Linked DNA regions of Homo sapiens: region 2 is linked to region 1. The links are chromatin loops, found by intact Hi-C in ENCODE. Cell type or tissue: dorsolateral prefrontal cortex. All regions are shown on one strand. Each heading gives the region's core, and the rest is flanking DNA. Links, peaks and the distances in the headings are about the cores only. Region 1 has its middle 76 kb from the start of LINC00636. Region 2 holds the start of LOC124906265 (a long non-coding RNA gene).

The links. Hi-C counts contacts between places; a loop is a spot of excess contacts. Peaks named below come from ENCODE experiments on the same cell type or tissue, not always from the same donor. Only the 100,000 strongest peaks of a DNase experiment are listed, where the experiment ranks them.
Region 2: it touches region 1 in a loop (2.6-fold over the local background); 2 of 110 quality-filtered maps call a loop at or near these places.

Annotation. Positions count from the first base shown.
Region 1 is chr3:107,953,135-107,964,922 of GRCh38, reverse strand. No RefSeq gene overlaps it. Among named protein-coding and RNA genes, the nearest start is that of LINC00636, 76 kb to the right of the region's middle. RefSeq lists a silencer at 10,894-11,094. In dorsolateral prefrontal cortex, for the core only: no CTCF peak of the experiment used is centred there; DNase peaks (open chromatin) are centred at 7,552 and 7,862; H3K4me3 peaks cover 1,475 bases; H3K27ac peaks cover 2,654 bases.
Region 2 is chr3:108,031,023-108,042,810 of GRCh38, reverse strand. It overlaps LOC124906265 (a long non-coding RNA gene), which reads left to right and starts at 2,884. Exons shown (of 3, transcript XR_007095995.1): 1 at 2,884-3,454; 2 at 4,239-7,013; 3 at 8,583-11,788. In dorsolateral prefrontal cortex, for the core only: no CTCF peak of the experiment used is centred there; no DNase peak of the experiment used is centred there; H3K27ac peaks cover 2,130 bases.

The sequences.
Region 1 (11,788 bases), core at 4,591-9,590:
TCAGAGTTGGAAAATAGTTTTTATCTTGTGGATCCTTATAATGGAAGTTATGGTGTGCCAATCAGATCCCTCTTTCGAACCAAAGTTCCCACTTCCCTAGATTCTGGGCACTCTTGGCTGAGTTCCTCTCTAGCAACTGGCAACAGCCAGATAGTTGCCTCCACCAAGATCATCCTCCCCTCTCTGGCAGAAGAATGTTTGGCTAAAGGAGAAGTCCAACACCTCTTCCTCAGGGCAGAACAGCTCTGACAGACCATCTCTTTTCCAGAAGTCCTCATAAGCTTGGCTGAGGCCTTTGTTGTAATTGCATTACAGTTCCATTTCTTACTAGGCCCAATACTTTTCCCTTACCTCTTATGGCTATTATTCTCAAAAGTATGCTCTCAATAAACCTTCTGCATGGAAATCTAATACTATCAGAGTCTGTCTCCTTGAAAACTTGACCTGTCAAAGATGGTACCAAAAGTGGCTTGAGAGAGCAGACTTGGGCCTCCTGGAAATGATGACTCCACCATTGGTGGGATATGAAGCATGAATAGCCCTTGGCATGTACTTGCAGTACAATTGTTAAGTTTATGGGGTGAACTGGGATGGGATATTGGTGGAAGGGAATACAGTAGCAAGTGCAGTATTTCTGGCATCAGAGAACTTTGTGGTAAATAAAACTATTAGGACTTTGGATTTGGAAGACTTGCTAGGGGCCATCCATGGATTAGAGAAAATCAATGAAAAGCTGAAGACAACTAACCAACAGGGGAAACCAAGTATGGAAGCCAGAGGACCTCCTTGGCAGTATTTCAAGACTCTTCTGCAGCAGGAAGACAGAAAAAGCTGAGGGTCAGGACCACAATTTAAGTGGAAGAGTAGCAGAGCTTCCTGGAGGTTGAAATCTCAGCTCAACAGGTTGTCTGCACCAAAGTCAAGTGGGAAAGAGTGGGACCATGAGATTTAGGCTGAGGAATCTAAAATCTCAGATTTTTCTGGGTTCTCTGGGACTAGTAAAAAGAAAAGCACCTTCTTTTCTGTTAAATGCTAGTGCTTCCTCCTTACTTGAAGTTGTTGCAGAAGCCTCTGCCTTGCAAGACAACATGCAACCCTAAGAATTCACCCCATCTCCCCTGCTAATCACCAGAATAACAATGTAGGGTCAAGCCACAACATAACTCGGTTGAGGAAGTGCTGGGATTGCAAAGCAAAGAAAGGGATTGTACACTAAGGAGCTGAAGGACCTAGCCAACATTTACTGGCAAAGGCCAACAGAATATAAATGGACTGGCTTCTTGGAGGTGCTGGATTAAAGGAGGTAGAATATAATGTTGGATTAAGGATACTTTATTATTGGTGTGCTCATCTTTAGTACAGAATTCCTGACCCTGGCAAAAACCTCAAGAGACATACCAACATTATTGGGGCAAATGATGAAGAAAAGGATGGAAATTGAGCATATTGAAGCAGGTATATTTTGCAATGTCAGAAAACCTGTTAGCTGATTATGTTCTGCGACAGAGTTCAGAGGACATTCCATTTACCAAAGTTAAATGGGATGCACTAGGGAGACCAGTATTGTTAAGAATCTCGGTCGTGGCTGACCTCTGTAGATCAGGATTGATTTTGGAAGATGCTGTCCCCAAAATGGGCTTTCAGATAGCAAAGCACTGATAGATGCCTAAAACAAAATAGAGAACAGATGGTAGCACTTAGCTATCAAAAGCAAGGTGAGCTCAATCACTGTAAAGAGTGGCCAGGCTGGGGGAGGGTGGTATGACTCACATAGTGCTATAGAGACAGTTAATAGAAAACAGCGTTTCCAGGGTCAAGATACAATGAACAGGCAACGTGGTTATTTCTCAATCTACACAACAAAAAGAAACAAAGGCTGAGGGCTGCTGTCCCAATAAAATGTCACAGTTTCTTGCTGAGTTTCTGTACCTGGTCCTGTTCTCAACCCTGAGCCCACATGACTGAAGGAAAGGCTGTGTCTCATCAGAAAGAGACTGCAAAATCATGGCAAGTTTTAATTTTTAATGATTCTTCCTGTCCTTCTCCAAAAGGATCTACAATCATCTACTTAGGTAACAATGTACTGGGGAAAGGGGAACACTTAAGCCTTTCAAGAACTGAGTGTTAACATTAACACCTGGGGGCCCAAAGCATCATCAGGTACACACTCATACACACACACACACACATACACACACACAAACACACCTATTTTAAAGGGTGCAAATGAGGACTCTGGATAAAAATTGGCTCATAGTAGATCAACTACGTGTATGGGCCCAACCAGTGGTCATTTCCCTAGTTTCTGAATACCTAATTAGAAGAAGCAATTGACAGAACCCCTCTATTGGTTTTCTGGCCTATAAGGTAAGAATTATAATGGGAAAGCCCAAAGAAGCCTCTGATACTACTCCATCAACTCTGGACAACACATTAAATCAAAAACAATATTGCATCCTGGAGGAAATGACAGAGATTAGAGTCCATCTTGAAGATCAAAAGGATGCAGGGTTAGAAGCCACACCCTATCCCTATTTAATTGACCAGTCTTACATCTATAAAAGCCATGTGGCTTCTTGGTATGAATTTTTGGGCAACCGACAATTCTACCAAGTAGCAGCCCCAATTGTAGCTGCTGTACAAATTGTGGTGTCTTTGCTAGAGCAAGTTAACACGGTGTCTAATACATGCTGTGAAACTGATAAGAAATACACATATTGGTTTCTGCCAGCAGTCCTTGGCACAGAGCTCCTCAAGCCTTCATAATTTCCTGATGAATAGGGGTGCTACAAGCATCTTGTATTTTAATATTTGGTCTTTGACTCTGGATCCTGACCCAGCGCTCCTAAGTCCTTTGGCATTTTCTGGGCGACAGGAGCTTCTTTTGCTCTAATAAGGTGACTCTTGGTGGGCTTTTGCATAGCCTCAAGATAAGAGCCAGTTATCAGGGAACCAACTATGGGATTAGAAGGTTGGAAGTTTCAGCCCCAGCCCCTGACCTCCAGGGAAAGGAGAGTGGCTGAAAGTTGAGTTCATCACTAATGGTCAATGATATAATCAATTATGCCTGTGTAATGAAGCCTCTATAAAAACCCAAAAGGACAGGGTTTGAGTGGGCATACAGATAGCAGAACACATGGAGATCCCTGGAGGATGGTGTGCCCAGAGATGGCATGGAAGCTCCTCCTCTCCCATTCCTTGCCCTGTGTATATCTTCCATCCGCCTGTTTCTTTGTAATATCCTTTATAGTAAACCAGATAGCATAAGTAAGTATTTCCCTGAGTTTTGTGAGCTACCCTAACAAATTAGTTGAACTCAAGGAGGTGGTCACAGGAGCCCTGATTTACAGACAGTAGGTCAGAAGCAGAGGTCAGACAACCTTGAGCTTGTGATTACCATCTGAAGTGTGGGGCAGTCTTGTGGGACTGAGCCCTCATCCTGTGGGATCTGTTGTTGATTGTTGAGTGGGAGAATAGAAAAAGCCCTTTGGTTTGGTTTTCTCCTATACACCACACATGGCATGCAGCCATTGATCTGCACTGAAATGAACAGCAATATATACTTATGATCTTGCCCCAGGACTATGTTAACTCTTTCCCTCTCTCCTAGTATAGTGACCAGACCAGTAGCTCCTGAGAACCATACATTTCTCCACTTTAAGCAGGAAGTCACAAGCATTTTGGAGGACTTGGTGAGACATATGAATTGCAGAATGTGGAAAATACATCTAATGAAGATTGAGGGCCCTGAAATATCAAGGAAATTTCTTGATGGGGTCTAGTGGTTTGGGCATGCCATGACAACCCTCTCAAGGCAAAGAACAAAGTATTGTATATTACCCCTCCCACCACTAAGGAGGAAGCATAATGCCTGGTGGGCCTTTTTAGGTTCTGGATGTAGCATATTACATACTTGGTAACAGTGCTCAGACCAAGTGTTCATTGCTATGTTCAAAACATAGCTTAAAACAATAATCATTTTATTGGTAGTTTCTGTGGGAATCCAGGAATTCAGGAAGGTGTCATTCAAGTGAATCTGGTTTGAGTCTCTTGTGTACTTGCAGTCAAACACTTGTTGGACTTAAAATAGTGGGAGACGAAAGAAGACAGCCAGAGAGAGGAAAGGAAGACTGGAGCCGCTGAGAACTGGCCAGAGTCCCCTCCCGCTTTCCCCCTTCCTTTCTCTCTCCCTCCCCACTGTAGTCTCAGGATCTCTCCAGATAGTCTCTCCACATGGACTAGGTTGGGCTTCCTCATGACATAGTAGCTGGGTTTCAAAAACAAACATTCCCAGAAGGCAGGGTTGAAGTTGCTTGGTCTTTTCTAACCTAGCCTCAAAAATCATGCAGCATTACCTCTACCATTCTCCATTGGTTGGAGATGTCACAGACCCCATTCAGACCCCTGGGAGGGGGACATAGGCACCACCTTCTGATGAATGGAGGTTCAAAGGATTTGGGGGCCATTTTTGGAAACTGCTATAGTATGATACACTGGAATCAGCACCAATTCTAGAAAAATCTTGGCATGTGTCTTGGCTCTACCATTTTCTGCTTGTGTGGTTATGACCTATAATCTCTCTTTGCTTTAGTTTTCTCAATAGCAATATGGAGGATGACAATGCTTTTTAATAAAACTCCTTTGAATGCAAGGAATAGAGACTCATTCGTATTACCAAGGGTTGCCAGAAAAAAAGAAAAGCAGACTAAAAGCAGGAACTACAGCTGTCCCGGAACTGGAGGTGGATCTTCATGACCTTAACAGTAGGAGGTCATGGAATCTCACTCTAGTGCTCTTGAATCTATCTGACTTGGCTATTCTCTACCTTTCATTTTCTCCCTCCTACTCCCTAATCACCTTCTGCTGTCTCTTTGTCTCTTCCTTATCACTTCCGCTGACTCATAGTTTTTGCTCTTAGAACTTCAGCTAGCATCATGGCCTCTGCCACATCTCTCTACATTAAGACATTTCAACATCAGCTCTCACCACTCTCTTACTCTTTGGGAATTTCTTGGTTCAAATTCTCAGGAAAGGGATAATTTGCTGGCCTCAGAGTGGATTGTGTTTGGGTCACATCCTTTTCCTGTTCATTTAGCAACCACTCTTGTGTAAAGAATAGCTTAGCTCTTAGCAATTCAAGATGTAAGGAAATACAAGCACGCCAGCATATTAATGTATATTAGCTGGCATAGTCCAGTGGAAATGTCTACCTCAAAGGACTGTGGTGTGGATCAATTTAAATAAGGAAAGTAGGAGGTACTATAAAATACAAAACATATTAAGGAGATGTGATGCCAGGTTTTAAACACTGCTGTGGTTTAAATGTGTTCCCAAAAAGTTCATGTGTTGGCAATTTGGTCCCCAGTGCAACAGTTTTAAAGGTGGAATCATTTGGGGGTAATTAGGTCATCATGAATGGGTTAATCCATTAGTGGATTAATGAATTAATGAATCAATGGGTTATTGAGGGAGTGGGCTAGTTATCATGAGAGTCGGTTTGCTGTAAATGCCTTCTTGGCTGTCTCTCACGAGCCCTCTTGCCATGTGATGCCCTGTGCCACCTCGAGGCCTGCAGAGAGTCCCAGCCAGCAAGAAGGCCCTCATCAGATGTGGCTCTTAGACCCTAGGCTTCCCAGACTCCAGAGATGTATAAAATATATTTTTTTAAATAAATTACCCAGTCTGTTGTATTCTGTTATAGCAATGCAAAACAGACTATGACAAACATACATTTAAATGTATCCACAGATTTATTTTGTAATAATCAATACATCAAGTTAACATCCTTGGTAATTAGCCCAGCAAATTGATATTTATAGATTAATGTTTTGTTTCCACAAATGATCATTGCAACCATTCTTCCTTAGCATCCAGCCATATGCTAGCTATGTCAGGACCTCCACCAGTTGAGACTGAATCTTGCAAGTCTCAAGCAATTAGGCATTCAAATGAATGCTGTGCTAATATATAGATTTTAGCATTGTATTTTCTTGGGTTCTTTTTAAAAAGGGGAAACTCAAAAATTATTCTTTGTTCAATAATAAAGGCTTGACAATGCATCTGTTTCTAAGTGCATGCAGTATCTACTCAAATCTGTATTGGAAAATTACACTGTAAATGCTTTGTAGGCTTTTTTTTTTTCTTACTCATTTTCAGTCTCTCACAGTCTCTCACTTCTTAATCAATTCCTATTTTCTCAACACAGACTGCATTGCCACCAAGCTATCAAGTAATAACTTTTTTAGAACTCAGAATGAAAAGAAAAAGCCCAACCAAACAAACAAACAAGAATGAAGCTTCAGGAACCCTTTTCTCCTGTACCGGTACACGAAGTCATCCATCTCTGCCACAGTGGTGGTTGAATTCAGATAGGCACCTGATATGCTGATTGAAATTTTTTAGTTCAAGGTTTTTTAAGAATCTAAAATAAATTTCCTTTTCCTTGTCTTCAGGAAAGCCTACAAGTACCAAATCCAATTATGAGAAAAATGTAATTTCCCTTTTGGTCTATGACACAGCACAACAGTTATCTGTGGATGTTTAAAAAAATGCATGAAGTAGGATTCTCTTGGTTCACACCAGATAAAGTCCCCAGGAAAGTGATCCATAGTTGGCATCATTTGCTGACATTCATGTGTGATTCAACACCTCTAGACAATGATTTGGGGGAATCTGTTTTTCTATTATAAGCCAGACTTTGTCTTCTTGATAGAAACTGAAAGGATCAGCATTCCCAGCTTTTAAAGTAGATGCTTCCTGTGAGACCCAGCGCCCAGAAGCCACTCACAGACCCTTGCGGGTGTCTCTTCACATGCTGTTCAGTGCCATTGTAGAGATGAGGCATCCAGGTGACTGACGAATTTCTCACTTGTCCTCTGGCTGCTTTTGCATCTGTGGATACAGTCTCTGTATTTATAGGCGTGATTAGATTGAGAATTCTTGGGTCAACCACTCACAGATTGTATCAAAAACAATCAATCTAGTTTGACTGTCTTAACATTTTGGCTATTTTTGTTGTTAAGGCAAGCAGATCTGATGAAGTGTTCACTCCTTAGTTTGATGTTCAGCAATTGTCTGTCATGGTTCTGAAGTTGGAGGGAAAAAAAAGTAAAAATCAACTGTCAAAACAGTCAATCCAGTCGTGAATTTCTCCCTGACACCAGAGAGCATTGCTTCTCTTCTCCCTCCCCCTTTCTTCCCTCCTCCTCCTCCTTTCCTTGGGTCTGTCCCTCCCACAAACAGTTTCTCTTCTCCAGTGATGTTGATAAAAGGCAGAGAAGGAAGATATTTTAGGTTTGCAAAAGCTTACATTCTCCTCAAAGATTTCCCTTTCCTTTGTTTCGATGTTGATTATCTTTTGCTATTGAGTAGTACTGAAAGGATGGCTACACTGTATGTATGGAAAATGTGTATCTTAATGGAGAATTTAGGCAGAAGTGTCCTCTGCTTTCTCTTTCAAGATGAATTCCACTTTTCAGGGCGCACAGTTCCAAAGCCAGTGAGAGGGAGGCGGCTGGCTTGCAAAATCCTTTCCTGTCCCTGAGCCCGCTCCAACCTCCTTGGAACAGAAGAGCTCTGAGTCTGGCCCTGGTGTGGGATGTGGCTGGCTTTCCAAGTTGGGAAATGTGTTAGTAATTACTTTTTACTGCTGTCTCCATTTGTGTTTCCAGACTTTTCCCCCTCAGCCGGTGTTTTTCTCCACCCAGCTTCCTATGTCATTCTCACTGCTAATCTAACCTTGGCTCCTTTCCTCCAGAAACGTTTGACCTTGTGCAAGAACTTGGCATCCACTTCTGTCCTCCTTCTTCCCTAGAAGGGAAGCGCTGGACTGGGATCATTAGCATGAGCAGGCAGTGCTGCCAGCTGCCCGCCTGTGTCCTCTGGGCTCCGGCTGGTACAACAGTAGCCCCCATTTTCTGAGCAAAAGGGTGGTGGCCACTGGTTGTCAGGAGACCTTGTCCAACATTTTGTTTCAAGATGGTGTTACCAGGGATGTGGACTAAGTAATTAGCTCCTTTAATTGAAGGAACTTACAGGAAAAAATGTAGAAGCAATAAAACCTCTTTAGTTCACACATCCTTGCTTTGGATTTGAAAGAGCTCAGTCGATATTTTTTATGAAGACATGATACTCTGCATTAATTTGAATCTGGAAAGGGTTACAAGGAAACTGGGAGTTGTTTAACCTGCTTAAGAGAACAAACTTTGCAATCACTTAAGAAATGCTCACATTTCTTCCTTCTGTTGATAAGCTGATTACATACCACTTTTATCTTTCCATTAATTAAGTCCCCAAGGACAAATACCATGCATAGTTTTATAACTGAAATACCATCATATAGATACTTGAAATTAATACTACTTCAGTTCTTTAAAAATACTCCACAATTCCATATTTTCACTAATTCAGTCCAAACTTTCTTGATTAAACTGAACAAGTGTGATTTTACCATATCTGTTTGTGAGTGTATGTTCCTGGAGTTTATAGAATATAGCTATTTTTGTAAAATGCCTTAGGTTATAGGGATTTGGTATAGAGCTGGAAATTGGTTGCGTAGGGATGGTGATAGAAGCTGAGGGTGGGAACAGTGACTAGTCATTTACAGTACGCATTCAATATAACCCAGACTATGAAGGGGTATACGAAGTACAAAATTGTGGATAATCTATTCTATTCCTTTATTTATTGGACGGGGAGAGGGAAGAAACTTACAGGAGGGAGCAACTGTATGGGTCCAAGTGATAAGGTCTTTATATATTAGGAGATTCATATCCAGAGATAGGATTTCTCCATCTCATTCCTCTCAGATAAATGAAAAATCGGACTGTTTTTCTGATAATGAGATTTTTCCCTACCCCTACGTTGGAGGACTAGCTTTTTAGTTCAACATAAGCTTTCAGTAATGCAGTATACTACATATGGCCAGAAAGAGTGGATGTGGGAGCAAAAGCATCAGCTCTAGAGCTAAAGCCCTGGCTTGCATACTGGCTTTCCCAGTTATAAGCTGTAAGATCTTCAGTGTATAAATTATAGTAAGTCAAAACTTTGTCGTAGAAAAATACGAAGATACACGTAAAATTTTATTATTAATGAGGGAAGCATTAGGATTTTAAAATTGATTCCAGAATCAAAAAGACTAAATGTATATTTACAGATAGATAAATAGGTAGATAGATAATGTCCTCTGACATTATACTTTTTATTGAACAGAAATCATTTGCATTTTTATCAAACAAAAATCTACCAGCTAACCACAGATTCATAGACTCTCGTCCTAATCAATAGTAAACAGTAAATCAAACAAAGGTGTAGTCTCCAATAGAATTAATAATCCCCTGGGCCCAGTTTGATATTGAAAGGATATATAGGCATCTTTTTGCCTATTTTCAGGTTTGAGGTAATGTTTTTCAACAGGAGGTAGGGCAAATTACTTCATCTCTCTGAACCTCTGAAAAAAGAATATAACAACATCTACCTTACAGGTTGCTGCAAGATTAGCAGAAAATCAAATATCTAAAGCACCTCCCATGTCAACCTAAATAGCAGAGAGAGGCTCTCTAAAAGAAAATTATGTTTATTTGGGAATCGAGTATTGCAATGGGAATACACGTGCCATAGTAAATTATATGCGTATTAAGGGAAGTAAAGGGAGACAAGGGTTTTTAAAGAAGAAATGAGGAGGACTATTACAGAATTGTTTTGAGGCAATTATCCTTGGCTACAAAAATCAATAACAAGGTGGCGCCTGTCTGAGGTTGACAGGCAGTTGCTGGGCAGATGTCCTTGCAGAAGTATTTTTTGTGTAAGGTTATGGTGGCTTTTGCACAAAGTTGTGGTTTTTGCAGAGTCTTTTGTGGTGGTTTTATTTTTGGGCATACGAGCATGAGAACCCTCTCTTCATAGCCTTCTCCAGCTATATATGTTAGGGTTTTTTGTTTGTGTGTTGGTTTTTTAACATGACTGACTCCATTCTGATTCTGACAACTTTCACACCTACAATACCTCAATAAAGGGTAATTCTCACCTCTTCCTGTATTCTCCTTACTCCAGGTTATCTGACATTTTGCCAATCAGTTCTCTTTCAATTGGTGCTTTCACATATAACCAAAATAATAACTGAAGACTATGATGATAACACTGAGATTCTTCGCAGTCACTGTGTCATTACAGATAAAACTGTGTTTTCAGCATAGTATCAATGTTAGGTGTAATTGATTATGGTCTGCATTAAAAAAAAAACTCATTATCCATGGACATTGACTTAGTTGAAACAAAATAGTTAACCAAAACCATATCTTCCAGATTATTAAGCATAAAGGAAAATTCTAGCAAGGGTTTTTACCTGGAACACCAACTTGAATTCAGAAGTGCCTTTGTCAAGCAGTAGATTTGAACAAATGTTCTCTACATCTCCTTCCTATTCTAGGATTTTATAAAAAATGTGTAGAAAGGATACCTAAAAAAAATAATATGCAGAAAGGAGAAAGCCCATGCATTTTAATCACCAGGAAAAAGAACTACAATAGTGTATTAAAAATAATGAAAGTGGTGATCATATTTTTATTTCTTCAAAAACATGTAATTATGAACAATTACAAATATATACAAAATTAAAAAAAAAAACACTCAGGTACCCACTACCCAGATTTAACACATCTTAACATTTTGCCATGTCTCCTTAAGGTTTTCTTTTTCTTTTTTTTTTTTCATAAATAAAGAAAATAAGATAAAGCTAAACCTCTCTTCCTGTCTATTTCCTCCTGTAAACACATCTAATAGCATTAATTTAAGCGTACCCTTAGAATGACCCTATCTGGCAGATGCACCTGAATGTGTGCTCTGAGTTAGAGAATCCAGGAGTGACCAGCCCAGAGATTCATTCCTTGTCTATGAGGAACATCTGAGCCCCCTGCCTGTCCCATGGAACACGGGCTGTTAGGGAATTGAGGCCCTGAGTTTTGGGTTAAATGAAGGTTGCCAGATAAAGGTCGTTAGGGGGAGGGTATTAAGTGAAGATGCCGTATCAGCTGCATGCTGTTTGCAAGTGGTTGTGGTTTTCCTGTCCAGCCCACCACCACTTGACAGTATGTAAGCCTCCAATAAAACCCCATGTTTTGTATGTAAGCCTCCAGTAAAACCCCATGTTTTGTATGTAAGCCTCCAGTAAAACCCCATGTTTTGTATGTAAGCCTCCAATAAAACCCCATGTTTTGTATGTAAGCCTCCAGTAAAACCCCATGTTTTGTATGTAAGCCTCCAGTAAAACCCCATGTCTTGTTTGCTGGCTCCCAGTCTCTTCTTCAGCCTCTTGAATCTGGTGCCATCCCTACTGAGGTTGATAGGGGTTTGGCACGACACCTCCCTACTCCCCTATCTCCCAAGAATTACCATTATTCTGAAGCTGATCTATGCATGGCAATGTTATGTGCCCATAACAATAGATAGTAAGATTTTATGAGATTTTGGGATCTGTCCAAGTGCTGTCATGCGGTATACATCCTGTTCAAATTACCTGTTTTTCACTCAACATTTCTTTTTGAACTTTATCTGTTCAGACACATCTAGATGTATTAGATGCATTCCAAAATGTAATTATCTCACAATTTATTGAACCATTTCTTTACTGAGTTATTTCCTTCAGTGTTTTGCTATAGCAACTCTGCCAACACTACCTTTATATACACAAAGGGTTTCCTAGATTATAGGGAATGTATATCTTCTACTTTAGTAGATATTGCCAAATTGCCCTCCAAAGTGATTATACTGATTTATCTGTTTACTAACATGC
Region 2 (11,788 bases), core at 2,207-7,206, 80 kb before region 1:
ACCTGAAAATTCAGACACACAGCTGGATCCTGGGCCTCCAAAAAGTGTCATAAGGACACAATATCTTGCCAGTTCTCAGCTTCACTGTCCTTCGTGTGGCTTTACTCTCCCAGGTTCCTGTGATGGCAAATGGCAAGCTGCAATCCCAAACCCATTTTCTTCCAGGTTCAGGGAGAGTAGAGGGGTAAAAAAGAGCGCATGTCTCTCTCTTAATAGTCCTGTCCACCTTGGGTTGCACCTCACCTCGGTGCTCTGACTGGGTCACGTGCCATGCCTCCTTCAGTCACTGAGGCCAAGTGTCTCTGGCGCTCTGATCGGGCCTGGCTGAGTCCCGAGTCTAGACTGGAGTGGAGGTGCTGGGCTCCATCTGAGCACATGTACCTGGCTGGAGGTGCCAGGCCGGGGGGAAGTTCACCTGAAGAAAACTCTGGGGGTCTTTCCAGATGATGAGATGTCATTTGATTTGGGGCACAGTATTCCTAGTCAACGCTTCATTCCTTCAGGTCTGTACTCTATGATTCTGCATTATATGTGTGATCGTAGACCATTTGAACAGACAATAATATTTGGCAGCAAAATACCGTCTCGTTCTTACCTCATAGGCAATTTAAATTTTATGCACTTACGAGAACTTTTCACTCTCAGCAGGGGTAACTAATGGAGTTCAGAAAGCATTTAATGGCCTGCCTCCTGCACTGAAAGCTGCTCTGTGCAGCACAGAACTGTACTCAACCTGATTGAACTCCCACGGAGGGGTAGGCTTCCAAACGCAACTGAATTTCATTTTGGTGCAGCACCTTTCTGCCTCAAGGCCTTAGCTTTGATAGCTTTAGAAAATAATGGATATGGTAACACTATGCAGGTAAGACATGGTTTTACCAGTGGCTCAGAGATTTAAGCCCAATTGGCAGTGTTTGGTGTTAGAAGTAATCTTTATTTTTTGTAAGCTTCATACTAAGTACCCATTCACCAAATCAGAGGGAAATGAAGTATTTACCCCTAAGTTATGGATACTTGGCCTGGTTATTTTATGTATCTATGACTATATAGAATAATGGACTTAATGATTAGAACTCTTATATACTTAGCAAGTATTTATTTAATCACTTGAATAGCAGGCAGCAACTTTTCAGCTCTGATGATAGCCAGTTGTGAAAGACTAGGCATATTTTCCAAATCTGGATGATGAGAAATGCTTGGTAAGAAGTCCAGTTTGGACAGAATTGATTTGTAAGTCTAAAGACAGCAATTTTATGTCAGTTTTGAAGCCAGACTGCAATATTGCTACCATTGCTCACTTAATGGACAGGCTTTCTGGAAGCCTCTACTGAAAATAATCTTATCTGATCATAGGCCTCCCTTAATAAAAAACAAAACTATAATGTTGCTTCCTAATTTTCTCTGGGTTGCCTAAGAAATTCTTCAAGATTAAACTAACAGCCTGTAAGTGGTTTGACTTTCTAAACAAATGGATTATTTGAAAAATTTTAATGTATTGTTTATAACACATGCCAGACACTTCCTCACGCCTATAATCCCAGCACTTAGGGAGGCCAAGGTGGGTGGATTGCTTGAAGCCAGGAATTTGAGACCAGCCTGGGCAATGTGGCAAAATCCTGTCTCTACAAAAAATACAAAAAATAGCTGGAGGTGCTGGTGGGCACCCATAGTCTCAGTTACTTGAGAGGCTGAGGTGGAAGGATCGGTTGAGCCCTGGATAGAGGCTGCAGGAAGCCATGATCACAGCACTGCACTCCAGCCTGGGAGACAGAGCGAGACCCTTTCTCAAAAAATAATAATAATAATTAAAATAACAAAGCATGGAATATGTCTTTCATGGAGCTCTCTAAGTTTTGCTCATTTTTATTAAAAATACTGTTTGTGGAGGGTGTTGTAGTTAAGCTGCACTGTGGGCAGAGTGGACCTGCACAGGTCCACAGGACCTGTGTCCTGTGTCTCTACCAGTCATCATATATGTCACAGATTCTGTGGGGAAATATGTCTCTGGCATGCTAACTGGGAACAACTGGAACCTTTGCTCTCCCTACCATTGCAGCCTCCTCCTCCAGCAGTTGTAGGACTAGCGGCCCCACCACATGGGATGAGAGCCCTGTGGCGGCTGCCTCCAGCCCCTGCCTCCCAGGCAGCTCATTCTAGGAATGCTCCTTATTCTCTGGGAAGTTTCCATCCACAGCTCAACCAAACGTTTTTGGAATGTGATGTTTATAATTGTCACTTGTGCAAGTTCTATATGTTTGGTAACCTGAGTAAACCTTTGTTTATTGCAATACTATCAAGTATTCACTTCTCACAATTGAATTGGTTAGATACATATCTTAGGTTTTTAAATTTGATTATCATGGATTCAGTAGAGCCCATGTCTCTTCCTGTCTTTAGCTATATGCCTAGCTATCAGTGGGAATTGTCTGCTAACGACTATTACTCCATGGAACAGAAAAGATTACCATGGATCCTGTGCGGGAATATGTTTGAAAACATCCACAAAAATCAGTTTTTCTCATTTCTGCTCAAGGAAAGTTGTCAGAAAATTATGGAACCTTTCTGCTTTAAGTTGATGATGATAGAAGATGGGGCATTTATTAATTGCCTAAAAGAATTATCCTTGAAGTTATACTGAAAAATTTTTTTTAAGTTTTTTCAAAAACACTATAGTAAAATTAAATTTATTTTTTATTTATTTATTTTTTTTGAGATGAAATCTCACTCTTGTCCCCCAGGCTGGAGTGCAATAGCAGGATCTCAGCTCACTGCAACCTCTGCCTCCCAGGTTCAAGCGATTCTCCTGCCTCAGCCTCCTGAGTAGCTGGGATTACAGGTGCCTGCCACCATGCCCGGCTAATTTTTGCATTTTTAGTAGAGACAGGGTTTCACCATGTTGGCCAGGCTGGTCTTGAACTCCTGACCTCAGGTGATCCACCTGCCTGGGCCTCCCAAAGTGCTGGGATTACAGGCGTAAGCCACCGCGCCCAGCCAAGTAAAATTAAATATTCTTGTATTCTTTTTATATCTCTGGAAAAGTATTAAATACATTCTTCCAGAAAAACCTTCGCTGAAGGGCTTGGCTGGACTAGTTTCCCACAGCTTATCCTAGGGCCTCTGGGTAGAATTGTTTTTCTTTATTGTGTGGATAGATCAGACTCAGTACGGAGACCAACAGGCTCTCTGTCTTCTCCTCAGAAGCAACTGGGATTCTCCAGAGCAGTCATAAGGTGACAGAAAGGCCCCAGAACAGATGTTTCGTGTGTGACAGAGCCTCCAGGGAGACGACTCTGTTGCTTTAACAGTGCTAATGAGGCCAGGTTGCCAGTGGGTCCTCACCTGAGCCAGTTACTTATTTATATGACTCCATCTTATTCCTCAAAGGGTTTAAAGTGCCCTGTTTGGGCCAGGTGTCTTCACACTGAGAAAAGCGGCGTTCCACGGTCACAGCCAGGTGAGTGCACTCGCCCATCGGCATGGGCATCCGAGGAGAGCAGGGCTGTGGTGGGTAAAATGCGCTCTGCGAAACCTCGCCTCTAACTGCCTTGCTCAAAGCAACCTGCCACAGAGGTCAAGAGCGTCATTTACTCATATAAAGAACAGTTCTTTCTCCTCAACCCCTGAGAAGCAAAGCCACCGTAATAATTTTCACTATACATAGGAAAAAATTTTTGTAATCAAAAAACGAAACGAAATTCCTGATTCAACACATTCCGAGGGCTGTCCAAATCAACCTGGCAGTGACATCAGTGCTGGTGAAAACCACATTTTATGACTCTGCCTTCACTCGTCCTCCTGGGCATTTTTTATTCTTCAAATTGGAGATAAAAATAAGGGTTGGTCTCTCAAGGTTAGGAGGGAGAGAGCAGCATATGTTCTTCAAAAGACTCAATAAGATAATAGATTTTTTTAAAAGCTGTTGCTAGTGTAACTTACTTATAGTTTCAAAGGGCTTTTTTAAAATGAAATCTTTGCAAGCAATAGTAAAGAAATCTAGAACCCCCTGAGGTGATGGTTAGAGTCCTGTCACGGATTTAAATCTAATTATTAGCCTGAAAGTAAAAAGGAGAAAAAACCGGCCGAGTGTCAGCCCGGAAAACAATAATCGCCGTGGTGGTGTTCAGCAGCCCAGTTATTAGTGCCTTCAAGGATAGTTCACCGCATTTATTCTTGCCCTTGAAAGACAGCCACAGAAGCTTCGATGTTTTCTGATAATTGCTTCTTTTTCCATGGAGTAGAGGTGCTTCCTGTGCTCCTAGGTTTCATCTCTTCTGAGCACCTGATGAAAAGCATTGGCTGTCAGTGCAGGCACTTAGAAGAGAGGCAATGTGCACAGAGCCGAGTGCCCCAGCCTGCACTTCCCCACCTGTGTGACCTTGTGCACGTAACCTGACTTCTCTGTGCCTCAATGTCTTCATGTGTAAAATGGAGATTAAATGAGAGAAAGCATGTCAGGTGGGTAGCATGGTGCCTGGCTCAATGTAAGTTCTCAATATGTGTAAGCTGTTTATCTTTTTCCTCTTATTATACTTTGGCCAAGGTGGAAAAAGCTTACCATGACACAGTCTAGCGATGAACATAACATATGCTGGAATATGTATTTTCCTATGCTGGGTTATTGGCAAAGAAGCAAACAGGACACAAAATGACTAAGAATATAAAATAATATAACAAGTGCAGCTAAGTTGCAGACATGTTCATTCCAAGCACAATATTCATGTTAGGCCACCCTCCGGTTCCTTAATGAAAGCAGAGGACAGAAGGTGACATTTGGCATTGGGTAATCCTATTTGCCCTTTCCTGGAATGCAAAGAAGGTGGAAGGAAAGGATCCCACTCCTGTAGCACACACAGAGGCTTTGGGACCCCGTGCCTCCTGCCAACATCACTCAGCTCATTCATTTATTTATTCACGTCAGTGACAGATTCTCAAGACCTCTGAAAATATGTTAAGAGCAGGCTCTCCAATCACACCAGAAAGAATATGATTAAGAACTTAGAGCTGTCTTTAGGCTAATAACCAGCAGAAACTAAATCCAAGTATTTGGGAGTGAAGATGGTTGTTGAAAATATTGAGGCCTAGTAAATATTATTTAGCAAATGGAAGTATTTCAGTCGGGGGTTTTGAAAGGCTTAGGTTTATACTGTAATCAGCCTGCTCTCTTCTCTAAAATGATTAGAGTCCTTGTTCCATCAGTCCTCCTGAGTGGCTGCGGAACGCAGAAAAGGCAGCTGGTGACATGCTGTGAATTGGAAGTGGCTTCTATTTACCTCTTCTCCACCTACTCATATGGCCACGGATGGTGCCCAGTTCAAGCAGGAATAAAACACCACGCGAGGCTAACTGGCCTAAGTCCTTCGAGTGGAGCGCAGAAACTTGCTTTAAGAGAGCCTGATTAAAGGCCCCAAGTCCATTTTAAGGCATGGTTTTCTATTAAGCCTTTAATGCTTACAGAAGTATACATTTTCCATAGAAAGGGAACCTAAACTGTCCTAATATGTGGGCAGTTTAGCTCCTGACTCCCAACTTGGCCAGAGGTGTGGTGAATCAGCATGTCACATTCCACTAAAAGATGCTTCCCTGTTTATGTTTGTTTGGTGTTTAGGAATGTAATAACTATACTAGAGTTCTTTCTTAGGCTGTGGTCTGCCTCTGAGGGAACTGAAAGTGATGCAGAGAGCCAAAACCAGCATCATGATTCTATCAGAAAGCGTATGTTTGTGTCCTTCATTAGGAACATTGCCGTTCTATGCTACCGAATGAAGAGGATCTTATTGATACCTCCCTCTCGCTTCTGCCTCCAAACCAATCCCTTGCTTCCTTCCACCCAGAAATAAAAGGACACTCTGAGTTATGGCATTATCAGTGAATTTTCAGTGGGTAGGATGTTCTGAGCAGTGAAAACTATAAATAAATTGGTTCTACGCTGGAATTAGCTGTGGAGCCGGAAAGATAAACACAGGACAACTAATTGCAGCCGCACGATTAACAAGAATGTTGTTCTAAGGAGAGAAAAAGTCAACAGCATTAATGAAAATTAAGCAGTATCTCAATGGTACTAGTAAATAAATAAATATATGTCTATGTTTAATTAAAAGCAAGACCCAATTATGTCTCACTTCTTACTGAGCTACTTAAATCAAGACAGTCTAATGTTAAATGAGAAAAATCAACTCAGGACACTGTCATCTGCATTTAATCAAGACTTCTGTGTCTCACACAAGCTTTCAAGATGGGTAGCGGTAGGGGTGTGTGTTTAGGAGTCTCATGCAAACTTCCCATTGCCCTGCAGTGGACAGGTCTATAGATCTCCAGTTGGAGTACAGAAATCTTCTAGAAGAATTGTGACTGTAAAGCCACTTCTATAACTCTTACTCTGTGATTCTGATGCAAACATACCATTTTGGGTTAATATAAGCAAAGCTTGTATCTAGAACTATAGCTAAAAGTATCAATGTGGTGTTATTTTTTTTCTGACAATAAAAGCAATACATAAATGTGCAGCAAAATGTTTACTTAAGGTTTTGCTTCTTTTCAACTAAATTTGTTTAGTACACATTAAAGGTCAGATGTGGGGAAGATAGATTGGGGGTCAGGGGTTGTTTCTACCTGCTTTGTCTAAATACCTTACCGCAGTCAATGTCCTTAGTTGTTTTGTGTCTACCCCCATTAACTGAAAACCCAAGGTGAGAAAGTCTTCCTTGCTGAGTTTAGTGACAGTTCTCTCCCAGGTGAAGGGGATGGGGTAAGAGGCAGAAACCCCTGTCTCCAGAGGAATCTGAAGAGAGAGTGTGCTTTGATGACCCCGGGGGTGCAGGAAGGAAGTGGGGCCCAAGCAGGCAATGACTATGCCTGGCCCTGGAGTTGCGTACTTGGCCCTTACTGTATCATTTCTTGTCTCACTTCCTCTCACTTGTCAGGAATGTTGCCAGGACTGGTGAAAAGACAAGTGAGATACCACGCCAAATAAAGCCAAATCCTTGAAAGAAAGATGCGATGGTCTACAAATCAAAGTAATTTCTTCTTTCACTATTACTGATGCAAATGTCTTTCTTTTCTTCATCTCACAAGGTTTTTTTGGTGTGTTTTTTTTTTAAATCTTTCATGAAAGGCTCATCATTTACTGGCTCTCTTACCCTGGAAATAACATTATCAGAAGCTATTTATTGAGCATTTCTTCTGTGCTGGGCGCTATGCAAGGCCGAAGAATACAGTCAGGATCAGACACAGTCCCTCCAAGATGGGGTATATAAATTTAGTAAATTTCTTACTTTCTCTGAACCTTGATCCCCTCATTTATTACATAGGACATTTTTTAAAATAGTAATACATACATCCTGAATTTTTTTTCCTAAAACAGGGTAGTGCTGTGTCACCAAGGCTGGAGGGCAATAGCATGATCACGACTTACTGCAGCCTTGATCTCTTGGGCTCAAGCAATCCTCCTGCCTCAGCCTCCCAAGTAGCTGGGACTACAGGCATGCACCAGCACACTGGCTAATTTTTTTAAAACTTTTTGCAGAGACATAGAGACCGGGTTTTACTATGTAGCCCATGCTGGCCTCAAACTCCTGGGCTCTAGCAATCCTCCTGCCTTGGCCTCCCAAACTGCTGGCATTACAGGTGTGAGCCACCATGCCTGGCTCTGGAAATGTTTTGAGGACTACATAAAATAATGTATATAAAAGGGCCTAGCAGAATATAACTAGAAGCTCAACAAATGTTATACATTCTTCCCCCCCAGTCATAAGCAGGAAAACAAAAAAAATTAAATCCACACATTTCCCCATTTCTTAACAGTTTTTTTTTAAAGGGTGGTGTTGGGAGAAACTTGAAACTTTTGATTAAAAAAATAGCTACTTAGGATTAAATAGCAAATCATAGGTCAGAAATCACAGGACAAGCAATTCTTTAAGCCAAGCTTTCCCTGTCAGGATACCTTCCACAGGGGAGCAGCCCCTTCACTGGCAGTGAGAAAGGTGCTCATTTGAATATCAAGCAACGGACCAGTGAAAATTGGTAGAGAGCCATGGAAATGCTACTGCTAGGTCTGTCCCTCATGACCTGATAGGCTCTGTGGACATGGGCAACCCCAGACCCTGGTGACAAAATAAGCAACAGACCCGTTTCCGGGTGCATCTCAGGTGAATTCTGCTCACAGCCAGAGGAAAATGAGTGTTTCTGATTCTTCCTCTCCCTTCGTCAGCTTTTCCTCTGGCCTTGCCTAGGTCCCCAGGCTTAGTACTAAAGTCCCATCATTCAGTCAGTTCAAATCCCAACTAAACTCCAGAGATGGCTGGGAGGGGCTGAGTGTACTTGGTGGAGGCAGAGGCCAAAAAGCACAGTGGATGAAGCATCGGGTGGTGGGGTGGGAAACATGGGATCTCACCCCTTAGCTGTTGCTGATGAACTGGGGACCCAGATAAGATGCTGTGGCTTCCTGCATCTCAGCTTGTTTGTCTGTAAAATGAAGGACTTGGCCCAGATGTCTCAATGGCTCACCCAGCGCTATTCTCCTATCATCTCTCTCGGGAAGCTGGTCAGGTTTCCAGGATCACCTTTCTTCTCTAATCTCCACCCAGGCAAAGGCCAGAAAAGCGACCTTCAGAAGGAGCCAGCACCCCAGCTCCTGCCTCAGGGCGATATGAAGACCCCAGGAAGGAAATTATGCTGAGAAAAGGAGATCACACCTCTGTCCAGCCTGCACCGGCCCCTTGGCATGCCCTGAAGACACAAGGCCTAAATCAAGGTCAAAGACACAGCCCTCCTGGTTGTGAAGATTCCAAAGGCTCCCAGCTGCATGAGGAGGGTTACCCAGAATGTCAGATTTGGAGCAATTCAGCGAGAACCCTTCAAAATTCAGTGTGGTATGTGGAAGGTAAGAGGCAGACAGGCCACCAGGAGGTGGGTTTTATTTCGTGTGCACAAAGTTTTAAAAAATACATGTGCACCATTAAAAGGGAAAAAGAAGAAAAAGAAAAACAGCAAAAGCAGGAGACTCTACGTTTTTAAAAATCTGGATTTCCAGCTTCTTTTAAATAAAGAAGTAGAGGTTCTGGCTACACTGGGCCCACATTACTCCCCTCCCTGAACGGTGAGCTGGAGTTGCACAGCTTAGGTCCTCTTTGGGTAGAGTACATGCTTCCCAATTCTCCAGGGCTCCTTCCACTGTTGCTACTTCAGCCTATATTTTAGTGTTTTGCTTGTAGTGCAGAAATATTTCTCTGTGCTCATGAATCTACAAAATGTGAGAAAACAAAACATATACCCAGAGGACTGTGTGTTTTACCAGCAAGTGCAGAAAGCGCCTTTGTGGAAGCAAGGAATAGTGCTAATATTTACTATGCAAACCCCCGGCATGCACCACTCATTCTCATTACCTGCCTGGCTCTTAAGGGTATTTTATTTTGTAGCCTCTGCCTGGAAGACTTGGAAGACGGAAATCTGTAGATAGTCTGCAACTATTTATCCACCCATTTCTGCTTACATAGGTCATGGCAGAATTACCGTGGCACGCTACTTTGGCAAGAGTTCTGCTGTCTTTAGCCCTTGCATAGTTAATCACCTGCAGCAAACTTAAAGAATCTTATCCATCGGTCTTCAAAGGGGTAGGAATTTGAGAGACCAACCTTTAGCTCTTTTGCTTGGAATACTAATAACATGAATTTCTACAATGGTCTTCTCCATCTTTCATATACATGAGGAAGTTCAGGCTCAGACAGATAAATGACTTGCCCAAAGGGTGAAACTGGAGTATTAGCTGGTCTAGAAAGAAGGTTGGGAAGGAAACATTTCCTTACTCCTTCACCTGGGGAAAGCAAGTTGCCCTTCCCCACACCCTCTTCTGTCCCCCAGCATGCATACAATATGTACACACACTAGCCCACTGGTTACAGGCTGGCTAGCTTCTCCCAGCCTCTCTCCAGAGGGTCACCCTCATCTAGCAGATGTGGGCAGGAAGAGAAGTCCACTTGTGCTTGCTGCCAGAGGAGATGGCCACTGCCAATTGAGGCTGATCATGAAGAGTGGGTTCCTGGAGTCCTCAGCAGAGCACTGGCTATTCATGGACAAGGACAGGTGAGAAGCCCTCCTGTTTTCTGCCTCTGGCTCTGTAGTGTTGCCTAGTTCGCATCAGATGGGGAAGGAGCTAAATACTCATCCCAGCTCAGAAGTGGAACTGAGACTGCTCCGCCAGGGCGCAAATATCATGGTGCATAGAGAGCATATAAACATCCTAAAGGCCAGGCACGGTGGCTCATGCCTGTAATCCCAGCACTTTGGGAGGCCGAGGTGGGTGGATCACCTAAGGTCGGGAGTTCAAGACCAGCCTGGCCAACACGGTGAAACCCCGTCTCTACTAAAAATACAAAAATCAGTAGGGCATGGTAGTGCACATCTGTAATCCCAGCTACTTGGGAGACTGAGGCAGGAGAATTGCTTGAACCTGGGAGGCAGAGGTTGCAGTGAGCCAAGATCATGCCACTGCACTCCAGCCTGGGAGACAGAGCAAGATTCCATCTCAAAAAAAAAAAAAAAAAAAAATGCTAGAAAAAGAGCAAATGCATAGCATTGGCACTGGTGGTGTGAAAGCACAGCCCAGGATGCCTCTTCAGTCACAGTCACCCACTAAAGCTATTCGATGAGCACCTAGCATGGGCTAGGTACCTAGACCAACACACAGTTTCACCAACATCCCTGGCTAAGGTCACGTGATCCACAGAGATGCTTGTTTGCTGAGCATGAGTCAGATCTGGAGAAAGTCCTGAGAAAGTCCCAAGGCTTCTATGTCTGAAGTTCCAAGCCAGGATGGAAGCAGCCAATTCACCTGCTATAGACTAAGTGTTTGTGTCTTCCTCCCCTCAATTTATATGCTGAAACCCTAACCCTCATGGTACTTGGAGGTAGGGGCTGGGTTAGATTAAGTCATGAGGGTGAGGGTGGGGCCCTCATGATGGGCTGAATGCCCTCATTAAAGAAATGGAGAAACATGAGATCTCTCTCTCCACCATGCGAGGATACAGCAAGAAGACGGCTATCTGCCAACCAGGAAGACAGCCCTCACTAGACACAGGATCTGCCAGCACTTTCATCTTGGGCTTCCCAGCCTCCACAACTGTAAGAAATAAATGTCTGTGGCTTAAGCCACTCAGTCAATAGTATTTTGATATAGCAGCTTGGGCTGAGATATCACCTGTATCGATTCTTTGGCAATGGATTCAGCAAATGGTGGCTTTGTAGAATGATCAGTTAACTGCAGGGATCAGTCGTCAGACGGAGCTAAAAAGTCCCATGCTCGGGGAGCCTCACCGGAGTTCCAGGAAAATGTTAAGAAGAAGAATAACAACTTAAGCTTCTACACGTCCTAACCCTGCACCAAATGCTTTAGGTACGGTGTTATTCATTTAAATCCCAGAACATGCAACAGCAGGTTTCATCAGATATATTTTATCCAGGGGGTATATAAGGCTCAGAGAATAAAAAGGATATCCAAGGTCACCAGGTTGCAACCAATACAGGCAGGTTTCAACCCAATTCCTCTGACTCAAAGCCCTGGCTCTGTTCTCCACGGCTGTGCCAAGGAAGACTGTGCCGAAGATACCTTTTTGGTCTCAGATTGTTGAATTTTCCTTGACTCCTGGGAAACAGTTTAAAGCAGCCGCAAACATGGTTTCCACAACTGCATTCCTGAAGCGCATACCCAGAGTTACTTCTTGTAACAGCACTTTCTTCCAGATGACTGAGATGCGTCTGCTGGTGATAAGATCAGATTAACCTATTTCAACTTGAT